2 separate regions of the Homo sapiens genome follow, and region 1 is linked to region 2. A link is an interaction called in ENCODE POLR2A ChIA-PET data of the cell type or tissue named here. Cell type or tissue: B cell. All regions are shown on one strand. Each heading gives the region's core, and the rest is flanking DNA. Links, peaks and the distances in the headings are about the cores only. Region 1 overlaps EPS15L1 (epidermal growth factor receptor pathway substrate 15 like 1). Region 2 overlaps KLF2 (KLF transcription factor 2).

Evidence for each region. Peaks named below come from ENCODE experiments on the same cell type or tissue, not always from the same donor. Only the 100,000 strongest peaks of a DNase experiment are listed, where the experiment ranks them.
Region 1: POLR2A ChIA-PET joins it to region 2 with 67 read pairs; 7 of 35 experiments call an interaction of 5 or more read pairs at or near these places.

What each region holds. Positions count from the first base shown.
Region 1 is chr19:16,413,925-16,421,560 of GRCh38, reverse strand. EPS15L1 (epidermal growth factor receptor pathway substrate 15 like 1) reads left to right here. Exons shown (of 24, transcript NM_001258374.3): 10 at 85-242; 11 at 3,457-3,613; 12 at 3,924-4,009. Among named protein-coding and RNA genes, the nearest start is that of EPS15L1, 54 kb to the left of the region's middle. RefSeq lists enhancers at 48-651, 652-1,255, 3,068-3,671, 3,817-3,866, 3,897-3,966 and a silencer at 3,637-3,716. In B cell, for the core only: CTCF peaks have their summits at 3,481 and 3,681 (motif pointing right); DNase peaks (open chromatin) are centred at 3,740 and 4,470; H3K4me3 peaks cover 1,266 bases; H3K27ac peaks cover 1,709 bases.
Region 2 is chr19:16,328,396-16,334,216 of GRCh38, reverse strand. KLF2 (KLF transcription factor 2) reads right to left here. Exons shown (of 3, transcript NM_016270.4): 3 at 5,532-5,821. Among named protein-coding and RNA genes, the nearest start is that of KLF2, 6.5 kb to the right of the region's middle. RefSeq lists enhancers at 3,167-3,276, 5,120-5,269 and a silencer at 3,627-3,676. In B cell, for the core only: CTCF peaks have their summits at 4,693 and 4,897; DNase peaks (open chromatin) are centred at 2,776 and 3,616; H3K4me3 peaks cover 272 bases; H3K27ac peaks cover 1,386 bases.

The DNA of each region.
Region 1 (7,636 bases), core at 2,188-4,687, 88 kb before region 2:
TTTAATCGCCCCATCATCAAAAAGCATGTGTCTGGGGGTCATAAAAAGCTTCCAGATTAACTGTTTTGCCAAAAACTGTTTCAGCCAACAGTGAACTGGGTGGTGCCCGTGGCAGACAAGATGCGATTTGATGAGATATTCCTGAAGACCGACCTGGACCTGGATGGCTACGTGAGTGGCCAGGAGGTGAAGGAGATCTTCATGCACTCGGGCCTCACCCAGAACCTTCTAGCACACATATGGTAAGGCCGGACAGGTGGCAGTTGTGGCTGTGGGTGGCTCCAGGGGGCCTGTGGGTGAAGACTGTGGAGGGTGGTGGTCAGGGGGCCCCCTCCAGCCTGTCACAGGCTTCCGCTGTGTCTGGCGTCCTTTATTCTCCCTGGCCTGACAGAGGCTGAGCAAGGTGCACGTGCCAAGGCTCGAAGCCCGCGCTCCGTGACGGTCAGTTCACTGTCTTTCAGTAGGAAGGGCCTCTGGTCCGTCTTAAGTGCTCCCAGGCCATTTGCTTACACAGCTGGGCCCTATTCTTGCTGGCTGTGATGCTGGCTCTAACAGGAGGCCTGGACTTTGTCACAGCCGCCTCCGGGAGGTGCGGGCAGCAGGGCCTTGGAGCCTCTAGCAGAGTGGCCTGGCAGGGTGAGGGCGGGGGCAGGAGGCCCTGCTCTGGAAAGGCCAGTGCTTTGGCTCCTGGCGGGAGGGTGAGCACAAGGAGACCCTGTCAGTGCCTCAGAGCCCAGTCGAGGAGTCGGCCTCAACCCCTCTTTCCCCCAGGGCTGGACACAGCCGACTTCATAGGGCTGGGGCACTCCTCTTGCCACTGGCCAGGGCTGAAGTCACTTTTGAGCTTGTTGCTCAGAGCCTTGTGGCCTTAGAGAAGGCTTCACTTGGGAGCTATCAAAAGGAAAGAATTGCTGGATAATTCTCGAGAGGCAAATACCTCCAAGTAGAGCAGTGAAATTCAGGATGTTACTTAGTGGCTTGGGGGAAATGACTGTCCTTAGTGGTAATTCACAGATGACCACACTGTGAGGTGGGAGCCTGAGAACTAGCTGTCGCAGAGTCATCACCCAAATGGCCAAGCCGCCTCCAACTGGCTAGGGACAGTGGGTCTCAGCTGCCTCAGATCCAGTGTCCCTTTTAGAAACCAACAAAACACAGTGTCCCCTTTATGACTCTGAAACCAACACACATACAGTTCCTGGTTAGCGCCCTGACACCCTGACTGTCATGTCTAGGGGTCAGTAGAGGGAAAGTAATTTATAATGCATGCTGCAATTGACACATGATGTAATGACATGGAAATGACACAGGAAATCACTAATCCACCTGGATCAAAAGAAGGAACTCAGAGGTCATTCCATGCGGGCAGCAAAGGGGAAGGAAAGGATGATCAGGCTCTTGAATAACCATGAGAAAAGAAGTCTAGATGTGTCTGCGAGTGGCTGGGGCGGGGCATGGCCCAATGTAGATGACACACCAGGAGGGACTGGGAGGAGGGGGAGCATGAAGACAGAGGCTTTTTCCCTGCGATGGCTGCCACCGTACGGGTCAGCAGAGCAGGATGTGGTGTCAGAGCCGGATGGCCGCTGACTGAGCCACCCCTAAGCTTGCTTCTCCTTCTTTCTCTCAGAACCTTCCACAGGTGGGCCTTGGAGCCCACACTCCTTGAGAGATGGCAGGAGCAGAGAAGGGGCGGGAGTGGAGAGGCAGCTGCAGCCCACGAGCAGGCTGGGGCCCGCAGGGGCAGACTGGGGAGAGACAGTGGCAGTATGAAATCGTCAGGGCCTCGAACTGTGGGGATAACTAGGCATTTATCAGCAATGTTCTTTGAGATCTGCTCATTCTCCGCAGCTCTGTTCACGGACTGCATTTGGGTATAAATAAGTCTGTTAGAACGGTCCCAGCTCTCTTTTGGTAAAAGGGGAAACTTCTGTTGTAATGGCTTCTGCCGCAGCTACACGGGAGGTGGGAAACGAGGTCCCTCGTTGAGAGGGCAGCATGGGTGAAGGAAGACATTTTTCATAGATGCCAAAGGCCTTGTCCTTACTCCACAAGGGTCCCTTCCCTTCCTGGTTGGCTCCTCATTTTTTTATTTTTTTTTTTTGAGACAGAGACTCACTGTTGCCCAGGCTGGAGCGCATTGGCGCAATCTTGGCTCACTGAAACCTCTGCCTCCTGGGTTCAAGTGATTCTCGTGCCTCAGCCTCCTGAGCAGCTGGGATTACAGGCGCGCGCCACCATGCCCGGCTAATTTTTGTATTTTTAGTAGAGGCGGGATTTCCCCATGTTGGCCAAGCTGGTCTCGAACTCCTGACCTCAGGTGATCTGCCCGCCTCAGCTCCCAAAGTGTTGAGAACACAGGCATGAGCCATTGCACCCGGCCCTGGCTGGCTCCTTGATTGTGAGTGTCGCGGAGCCTCTCACCTCAGCTCCACAGGACCACTGTGTGCTGCTATTCAGATGCTGCCTTGGCCCATCTTTCAGGACATCCAAGAGCTATGTGGGCAGGGGACGCTTAGTTGTGGGGGACTGTCCTGTGCATTGTGGCCATGCCCCTGTGGCAGCCTCATTTGGGCACAAGAGGAGTGTTTTAGACCATTGGGCTGCTGTGACAAAGTGCCATAGACAGAGTGGCTTAGAAACAGACATTTCTCACGGCTCTGGGGGGTGGAAGTCTGTGATCCAGGCACCAGCAGATCCAGTGTCTGGTGAGGGCTCACTGCCTAGTTTGTAGACGGCCACCTGCTTGCCGTGTCCTCACATGGCAAAAGGAGCAGAGAGAGCCTTCTGGGGCCTCTTTTATAAGGGCACTAATCCCACTCCTGAGGCTCCACCCTCATGACCTCATCACCTCCCAGAGGCCCCACCTCCCAACACCATCCCATTGAGGGATAGGATTTGGACATAGGAATCTGGGGGGACATAAACGTTCCGTTCATAACAAGGAAAGAGAGTCGTTGCTGATTCTTTCTTCATCATGATGACACCCCAAAGTGCTGCTGTCATCCCCATTGAAGGCCAGTAGCCGGGGCCATTCAGATGACCCAGAGCTACAGGGACAATGCTTGGTCTCAGCACCCATTTCCACGGAAGGGCTGGTCTACTCCATGCCTGCAGCATCAGAGCCTGCCCCACGCACGAGATAAGCCAAAGGAAGAGGCAGCTGCATCTCAGCCCTAGTGAGGTTTTCCCAGGGGGTCGGCTCCTCAGCCCAGGTCAGGGGCTTGGGGTTCTTCAGCCCTGACAGCCCTCCTAGGGTGGGGGACACTGGGAGCGGGGAACCCCTGGGCCACTTCCTGGGAAGGAGATGTGAAGTAGGGAAGGAGCTGGGGCTTGCCACCACGCCCTGCCGTTGTTTTCGTCGCTGTCGTTTTTGAAAAGCAAGGGATCGGTGACTTGGGTTCAGGCTGAGTCGGCGCCTGTGATGTGTAATTAGCATCCCCACGTTTCTCCCAGGGCCCTGGCCGATACGAGGCAAACGGGGAAGTTAAGCAAAGACCAATTCGCGTTAGCTATGTATTTCATTCAGCAGAAGGTCAGTAAAGGCATCGACCCTCCTCAAGTCCTCTCGCCGGACATGGTCCCGCCTTCGGAGAGAGGCACGCCCGGCCCGGTGAGTGGTGCTGGTCATGCCCTGGGGGTATTGACATCCCTTCCCACCGCCTGCCACCAGGTGGCACTGGTGGCACACATGAGCCCACGGTGGCGGGTGCTGCCTGTGGTCCCTGCCTTCCTCAACAGGGGCCCCCGGGAGGGTGGCTTGGCTGCCCAGGTATTTCCCCAGGCAGGGGGCTGACACTTTTGCTACCTCACCCTGTGTACTAAAGGGACAATTTTATCCCTGGGCCCGAGAACTGCTGGTGCCTCCTGTCAGGTGATGTCAGGTTGCTAATTAGAGATCTCGCCTCTGAATTCAATTCTAGGACAGTTCAGGCTCTCTCGGCTCCGGGGAGTTTACTGGCGTGAAGGAGCTTGATGACATCAGTCAAGAGATTGCCCAGTTACAAAGGTATGTTGGAAACGGCCCTTCCCTCCACATCCAGATGTTACACGAACTCTCCCAGGTTGTTATCGGAAATATCAGAGGCTCACCTGGAAGTTTGCTCATCACAGGTTTATTCAGAAGGAAGGAAAAGATACAGCTTCTGAGGTCCTAAACTGGCTCAAGGGGCTTGAAGAATGACATCTTCCATTTGAATCAGCCTCAGCCAGAGCCCGTAGCATCTGTGTGGTCTCAGGCAGGTCTTGACCAGAGCCTGTGGGTGGCAGCTGTGTGGTCCCAGGCAGGTCGTGGGCAGAGCCTGTGGCAGCTGTGTGGTCCCAGGCAGGTCGTGGGCAGAGCCCGTGGCAGCTGTGTGGTCCCAGGCAGGTCATGGGCACAGCCTGTGGCAGCTGTGTTGTCCCAGGCAGGTCATGGGCAGAGCCTGTGGCAGCTTTGTGGTCTCAGGCAGGTCGCAGCTCAGTAGCCCCAGGCATCAGCCCCTCCCCAGTGCTAGGAAGGCCTTGTTATCCTTGACAGCTAGGGCAATTGGGTCTCAGATGGCGAGGAGCGGGCTTAGGACCCAGCAGCTGAAGGTGTGAAGGGGCCTCCAGGTCTGTGGCTCCCCTTCTTGCCTAGTGCCTTAGTTTCCTCATGTGTAAACGAGGGCTTTGGATGGGCTGTCTGTACTTTTAGAGTCTGGTATAAAGAAATGCAGTCACTTCCTGTATTCCCCTCTGGATCCTCTTCAAGAATGACATCCTTTTTTGTTGTTTGTTTTTCAGACAGGGTCTCGCTCTGTCACCCAAGCTGGAGCGTAGTGGTGTGATCATGGCTCACTGTAGCATCTGTTTCCTAGGCTTAAGCAATCCTCCCACCTCAGCCTCCCGAGTAGCTAGGACGCACCACCATGCTGGCTAGATTTTTTTTTTTTTTTTTTAATTTGAGACAGAGTCTCATTCTGTCACCTAGGCTGGAGTGCAGTGGTGTGATCTCAGCTCACTGCAGCCTCTGCCTCCTGGGCTCAAGTGATCTTCCCACTCACCCTCCCAGGAAGCTGAGAGTACAGGTGCATGCCACCATGCCTGGCTAATTTTTTTATATTTTTTGTAGAGATGGGGTTTCGCCATGTTGCCCAGGCTGGTCTCGAACTCCTGAGCTCAAGTGATCCTCTGGCCTTGGCCTCCCAAAGTGCTGGGATTACAGGCGTGAGCCACTGTGCCAGCCAGCATCTTTTTTCCAGTCGATTCTAGGACAGGGTGGACTCTTGTGATGACGGGGCACCATGCAGAAGGGCCCAAAGGTGCTTTGCCCTCTGTGGGAAAGAGATTGTTTACTTGGCTGAAAATGGAAAGGGCTTTGACTTTCCCAGGGAGGATGGATCCTGGTCCTAGCTGGGGGATCCCCGGGGGTCATATTAACAGGTGCAGTATTCTATCAGCTCCTCTGGCCTTGGTTTTGTGCTGTTAGCAGAGCCCTGATGAGCAAAGGCAGGTTAGGTCTTGGAGGGGATCAAGGTGGGTGGCTGGTTAGAAAACCTGAGCCACGGCCTGAGTCAGGCATCCCACTTCATGTTCAGTGCAGCAGATGGTTCCTGTTCTGTCTCAGCTCCTGGGGGCCGTGTTATCCAAACTGGCGATCAGCAAGGATGTGCAGCCTGACAAGGCTGAGGGTGTCTTGAGGATGCAGGGCCAGCATCCTAGAGCCTGGGCAGGCCTGAGAATCAGGACCGGGCAGGCCAAGGATGGAGGGAGCCCCTGTCGTGCAAGGGTCAGGGTCTAGGAAGGGACGCTGGGGCGTGAATCACCCCAGTGTGGCCTCAGACAGCCAGAAGCCTTGTTTCCCCAATGTGGAGGTGACAGGCTGGTGTGTGCAGAGTGCCCATCTGTAGGAGGCTGGGGCCTGCAGTGGCCCCTTGAGCAGGTGGCTCTGAGAGTGGCCCTTGATTCGGGGAGTGTGGGCTGAGCTTTCCTCTTATGATTTCACACTGCCATAAGCCAGCAAGGGCATGTCAGGTCCTTCAGTTTAAAGAGCACTTTGTATTGTAAGTTTCTGGGCTTGTGGAAATGAATATTCCAATGATCACTTACTGTGTGTCTGGCGACATGTCCCTGAGAGGGCCTTATTGTTGCACAAGTCCTGGGTCCCTGGGCAGGAGGCAGGGTCTGTTAGACACATGGTGTTCCTGTCCCTGAGGCAGCCTCTTTGGGCACAAGAGGAGGGTCTTAGTCCATTCATACTGCTATAACAAACCACTCTGAATGGGTGACTGAAACATCAGACATTTCGCACAGTTCTGGAGGCTGCAAAGTCCAACCTCCAGATACCGGCAGATCGGGTCTGCTGAGGACCCATTTGCTGATTCCTGGAGAGTCACCTTCTTGCCGTGTCCTCACAGGGCAAAAGGAGCAAAGGAAGCTCTCTGGGGTCCTTCTTATAAGGGCACTAAACCCTGGGCCTTGTGGCTCACACCTATAATCAATTTTTCCTGTTCCAAGCCACCCAGTTGGTGATTTGTTACAGCAGTGCTAGGAAATACATGCACGAATTCTATCTCAGTTTAAAAATAAAAGAAGGCTGGGTGCTGTGGCTCATGACTGTAATCCAAGTGCTTTGGGAGGCCAAGGCAAGAGGATCGGTTGAGCCCAGGAGGTCCAGACCAGCCTGGGCCATATATTGAGACCTCGGCTACAAAAAATAAAAAATTAGCCAGGCCTGGTGGGGCACACCTGTGGTCCTAGCTACTCAGGAGGCTAAGGTGGGAGGATTGCTTGAGCCCAGGAAGTCAAGGATGCAGTGAGCTATGATCGTGCCACTGCAGTCCAGCCTGGGTGACAGAGCAAGAGCCTGTCTCAAAAAAAAAAAAAAACAAAACCAAAAAAAGGCCAGGCGTGTTGGCTCACGCCTATAATTCCAGTACTTTGGGAGGCTGAGGCGGGCGGATCACTAGGTCAGGAGATCAAGACTATCCTGGCCAACACAGCGAAACCCCGTCTCTACTGAAAATACAAAAATTAGCTGGGCGTGGTGGCACGTGCCTGTAGTCCCAGCTACTAGGGAGGCTGAGGCAGGAGAATCGCTTGAACTGGGGAGGCGGAGGATGCAGTGAGCTGAGATTGCGCCACTGCACTCCAGCCTGGGTGACAGAGCGAGACTCTGTCTCAAAAAAAAAAAAGTAGTAGTTCAGACAGGCTGTCCTGGGCTGTCCAGGGTGTCACAGGCTGAGGTCAAGGCGTCGGCTGGGCTGGGCTCTTGTTGGAGGCTCTAGGGGAAGAATCTGTTTCTAGGCTCATTCAGGTGTTGGCAGAATCCATTTCCCTGCGGCTGGGGGTCCGAGGTCTCTTTTTCCTTTCTGAGGTCAGCCAGGGCCACTCCATGCTCCTGGACACTGCCCCTGTTCCCCCTCACGTGGCCCCTCCACCTTCAAAGTCAGCAAGGGCGCTCTGGGTCCTTATCACACTTGGGACATCTCTAACTTCCACTTGGGCAACCAGGTGGAGAAAGCGCGCTGCTTTTAGAGGGTGGTTACATTGGGAGCGATCCCTCCCATGGTCACAGGTCCTACCTACAGTTGACGGGGAAGGGACTGTACAGGGCGAGCAGTCGCTGGGTCTCATTCTTAGACTTCTGCCAGCACACAGAGGGGCTTTTGTGGGG
Region 2 (5,821 bases), core at 2,426-4,925:
TTTGAGACCATTGGCCAACATGGTGAAACCCCGTCTCTACTGAAAATATAAAAATTAGCCGGCTGTGCTGGCGTGCGCCTGTAATCCCAGCTACTCGGGAGGCTGAGGCAGGAGAATCACTTGAGGTGGGAGGTTGCAGTGAACCGAGATCGTGCCACTGCACTCCAGCCTGGGTGACAGAGCAAGACTCTGTCACAAAAAAAAAAAAAGTGAATTTTAGCCAGGCACAATGTCTCACTCTTGTAATCCCAGCATTTTGGGAGGCCAAGGTGGATGGTTCATTTGAGCCCAGGAGTTTGCGACCAGCCTGGGTAACACAGTGAGACTCAGGCTCTACAAAAAATAGAAAAATTAGCCAGGCGTAGTAGCACACTCCTATAGTCCCAGCTGCTCTGGAGGCTGAGGCGGGAGGATCACGTGAGCCTGAGGAGGTCGAGGCTGCAGTGAGCTGTGATCGCACCACTGCACTCCAGCCTGGGCAACAGAGTGAGACCCTGTCTCAAACAAAACAAAACAAAAACAGTCAATTTTATGTTATGTATATTTAATCACAATAAAGAGAAAGAATGAAAGAAAGAAAATATGGGATGAGAGAGAAAAGAACACGGTGATGGGGCAGATCAAATCACGCTGGAGAAAGAGCTCAGGCTACGAGCAGAGGGTTGGTGAGGCCCCTGTCTCCAGCCTCCTGGGCTCAGTATCCCTTCTAGAACTATAGAGATGACTTCCCTAACTGGCATCAGCTTGGGCCTGTTCTCTGCACTCAGGGGAGCCCCCAGTAAGAACCAGCCCGAGAGGCTGATGCAGGAGGATTGCTTGAACCCAGGGGTTCGAGGCTGCAGTTAGCTGTGATCGCACCACTGCACTCCAGCCTGGGCAACAGAGCGAGACCTTATCCCAAAAAACAAACACAAAAACCACTGGGTCATATGGATATACCACACTTTTATTGATTCATGAGTTGATGGGTATTTGGGCTGTTTCCACCGTCTGGCGCATGTAAATGGTGCTGCCTCGAACACGTGTGTGCAAGTATCTGTTTGTGTCCCGGTTTTTATTTCTCTTGGGACTATACCTAGGAATGGAATCACTGGGACCTATGGCAATTCCATGTTTAGCATTTTTTTTTTTTTTTTGAAACAGAGTCTTGCTCTGTTGCCCAGGCCGGAGTGCAGTGGTGCAATCTCGGCTCACTGTAACCTCTGCCTCCTGGGTTCAGGTGATTCTCCTGCCTTAGCCTCCCGAGTACCTGGGATTACAGGTGTGCACCACCACGCCCGGCTAATTTCTGTATTTTTTTTTTTTTTTTAGTAGAGATGGGGTTTCACCATGTTGGCCAGGCTGATCTTGAACTTCTGACCTCCAGTAATCCACCTGCCTTGGCCTCCCAAAGTGCTGGGATTACATGCGTGAGCCATGGTGTCTGGCCCCCAGGCTCGTCTTAACTTATTATTATTTTTTTTTTGAGATGGAGTCTTCCTCTGTCGCCCAGGCTAGTGTGCAATGGTGTGATCTCGGCTCACTGCAACCTCCGCCTCCCGGGTTCATGCAATTCTCCTGCCTCAGCCTCCCAAGTAGCTGGGATCACAGGTGCCCACCACTACTCCAAGCTAATTTTTGTATTTTTAGTAGAGACGAGGTTTCACCATGTTGGCCAGGCTGGTCTCGAACTCCTGACCTCAAATGATCCACCTGCCTTGACCTCCCAAAGTGCTGGGATTACAGGCGTGAGCCACTGTGCCCGGCCTCCTCCTAACTTCTTATAGGGCACCTCAGGGAACCCTATTCACCCAGCCTCTTCCCGACCCCTTGTCCCTCCCTGTCTGGGATATTCCTGGCAAATGGGCTTCTCAGTTCCTTTTAGACAAAAGCCTAGAAGGAACTCAGCAGGGCTTCCAGGAACCCCTAGAACCTGTGTGTGGAGGGAAACAGGGCAAACCTGATGCATTGGTGCATTCAGATGTTTCTAGGCACAGGAGGAGTTGCGGTGGCCAGGCCAGGCAGACCTGGGTTGAAGCCTCAGCTCTGCCACCTGCACCAGGTCCCCCAGCTAACCTTCCCCTCTCTGAACCCCACTTTCCACCTCTAGAAAATGGGGGTGCTTAGGCAACCCTCAGGCTTGTGGGGAGGTTGAAAGAGATAATTTGTTGAAGGTGCCCAGAATGAAAGCACCCAAGCTCGAGTCACAGGGTCCACCGTTAGCACAAAGTTAGGTCATGCGACAAACATTTTGGCACTGACTCTGGGCAAGGCCCAGAGGCTACGTCACTTTTTTTTTTTTTTTTTTTGAGACAGAGTCTCGCTCTGTCTCTCAGGCTGGAGTGCAGTGGTGTGATCTCAGCTCACTGAAACCTCTGCCTCCCGGGTTCAAGCAATTCTCGTCCCTCAGCTTCCCGAGTAGCTGGGATTATAGGCGCCTGCCACCATACCCAGCTAATTTTTGTGTTTTTAGTAGAGACGGGGTCTCACCATGTTGGCCAGGCTGGTCTCGAACTCCTGACCTCAGGTGATCCACCTGCCTCGGCCTCCCAAAGTGCTGGGATTACAGGTGTGAACCATTGCGCCCGGCCAGAGTCACTCCTGAGATTCTGAGTCATATCTGCTTGCCATACAGAGCATCTGCTGAATGAACAGGTGAATGAATGAATGAATGAGCGAAGAGGGTTGTGGGGAGAGGGAGAGAGAGGGAGGAAGGGGCCTTAAAATTCAGGCACACCAGCTTTATCAGAGGACACTCACTGTGCTGGCCACACCCCAGGGGTGGGCTCTGAGCTTTAGTGTCTCATTTCATTTTCACAGCAGCAAACTCATTTTCCACCCAAGGAAACTGAGGCACAGGCAGGCAAAGTCGCACGGCTGATCTGAGGGTTTCTTTCTTTTTTTTTTTGAGATGGACTCTCCCTATGTCACCCAGGCGCCATCTCAGCTCAGTGCAACCTCCGCCTCCCAGGTTCCAGTGATTCTCCTGACTCAGCCTCCCAAGTAGCTGAGATGACAGAGATTATAGGCGCCTGCCACCACACCCAGCTAATTTTTTTTTTTTTTAAGTAGAGACAGGGTTTCACCATATTGGCCAGGCTGGCCTCGAACTCCTGAGCTCAAGTGATCCACCCGCCTTGCCCTCCCAAAGTGCTGGAATTACAGGTGTGAGCCCCCGGGTCTGGCCAGGGGACGGGTGTTAATTGGCATTGAGTCGGTGAAGGCCAGAGATGCTGTTGAACACTGCAGTGCACAGGGTGGCCCCGCACTGGAGAATGATTCAGCTCCAAATGTCTTTTGTTTTTTCTCTCTTCTCTCTCTCTTCCCCCGCCCCCCACCCACCCAGAAACAGGGTCTCTCTATGTTGCCCAGGCTGGTCTCAAACTCCTTGGCTCAAGAGATCCCCACACCTCGGCCTCCCAAAGTGCTGGGATTACAGGCATGAGCCACCGCTGTGCCCAGCTCCAAGGCTGATGCTCGCTGGTCTGGCACAGCTGACACAGCTCAGGCCGGGGCAATCGGAGCCACCCAGCCCTGGCACCTGACAAATCAGCTTGAGCCTATGGTCCTGGGACTCCACCTGGGGCTGCCGGGCGTGGGTGCTGACTCAACCGTGTTGACAGGGCTGGGTGCTGAGTCAGGGGTGAGCCTATAGACATCTTGCCCTCTGACAACGCCCCCTTCCTCCTCCCACTTCACACCACATCATTCTGCAGCCTGCCTGGGTGCTGGGGCCCCCAGAACTACAGGAAGTGCCTAGCAGAAAAATAGCTCCTACATCTCTCCCCAGCACCATGCCAATAAGCCCCTCAAAACTGTCACCTCTCCCCCACCCCCTGCCATAGCTGGGCTTGGTGGTCTGCATCTTTAATCCCAGCATTTTGAGAGGCTGAGGCGGGAGGATTGCTTGAGCCCAGGAGGGGCAATATAGTGAGATCCCCTCTGTACAAAAAAATGTAAAAATTAGCTGGGCATGGTGATGCATGCCTGTAATCCCAGCTACTCGGGAGGCTGAGGCAGGAGGATTGCTTGAACCCAGGAGGTCAAGATTGTAGTGATTGTGCCACTGCACTCCAGCCTGGGTGACAGATGAGACCCTATCTCAAACCAAACAAAATAAAACCTTCACCCTTTTCAACCCTTTTACCCACAGTGCTTGTTTCCATAAATAACTCCTGCCATATCTAAAAGGAATATTATGCAGCCATGAAAATGACAATACAAATGTATAACTGGGGGAAAAAACAGCATCGACAAATGATTATAACTTTGCCTGGGGAAAAGAAAGAATATAGCGAAAATCACAGCCATGAAAAGTAATTCAGCCAGTGACCACAAATCTCCTGCTCTAAAAAGAGAGAGAGAGAGAGAGAGTTTGGGTGCGGTGGCTCACTCCTGTAATCCCAGCACTTTGGGAGGCTGAGGTGGGTGGATCACCTGAGGTCAGGAGTTCGAGACCAGCCTGGCCAACATGGCGAAACCCCATCTTTACTAAAAATCCAAAAATTAGTTGGGCTTGGTGGCGCGCGCCTGTAATACCAGCTACTAGGAGGTGCTGAGGTAGGAGAATTACTTGAACCCAGGAGGCAGAAGTTGCAGTGAGCTGAGATTGTGCCACTGTACTCTAGCCTGGGCAACAGAGCGAGACTGTCTCCAAAAAAAAAGAAAGAAAGAAAGAAAGAAAGAAAGAAAGAAAGAAAAACTTGCATTGGGATTGGGTTGTAGAATCCTAGGTGAAGATGGCCCCAGGGTGAGGTTTTCTTTGTACCTTTTTCTGGGTGGCATTTGCCACCAAAGCTTGCTTCGTGGCACAGAGTCACCTTCTTGCTGATAAGAGCAATGATCTTTTAGGAACCAGAGGCGATGTCTCAACCTCAGCACTGCTGACATTCAGAGCTGGGCTATTCTCTGTGGTGGGGGCTGTCTGTACACTGCAGAATGCTTAGCAACATCACCCACCTCTGTCCACCAGATGCCAGCAGCACCCCCGAGTTGACAACCAAAAATGTTCCCAGACTGGGTCACTCTCCACTGAGCATCACAGATGCAGAAGATCATGGAAATTGGCATTTGAGTGTCAGAAAGGGGCAGAAAAAAATGATGATGGGATATTTCTGGATTAGTCGGTATGACCTAGCGCTGCCTGAGTTGGTGTCTCTTACTGAAACGTACAACTATCACACTTTCTATTCTGTCTGTTCTCCAACAGAACATACACGCAAGAAACAGAAACAGCTTCAGCCCCGTGAACGATTTGCCTTTCACTGGACTCAGAAGCTTCCAGGAGAAACCTGGAAGACATTTTCAAATAAGCAAGAAAAATAGCTTGATCACTAAGTTTAAGCTGAACAGGGAAACCTGGAGACCCTTAATATTGTTTTAAACCACCCGCGAGTCCTTCTTCTGCCCCTGCACTGCAGAGGCCAGCTTTTAAAAAGGGGGATCATCTCCCCAGGTCGAGGGGCCAACATTCTGTCTTGGGACGGTTTTTGCAGAAGCTGCACGCAGAGGGTACAGGAGGCTCAAAAACATTCACACCCTTCATCAGCAGCGGAAGTGAGGCCAGGCTATTTACTCTCGGAAAATGAATCAGATTGTCAAATCGTATTTCTGCTTTTCGTGGATTACCAAACACCTCTCAGCTGTTTCCAGGGCTGCCGTAGTTGGGGAGGAGGAAGGATGCAGGGAGGGAGGAAATCCCAGCCTCTGTCGCAACGGGGTGAGAGTGTTTTAAAGCAGGCGCTGCTTACGAGCTATTTTCACTTTCTGGAAACTTGTGCAATGGTTGGTGGTCATGGTTACCCGGGGCCCCTGAGAATGGGGAAGGTGAGGGGTGGCAGGT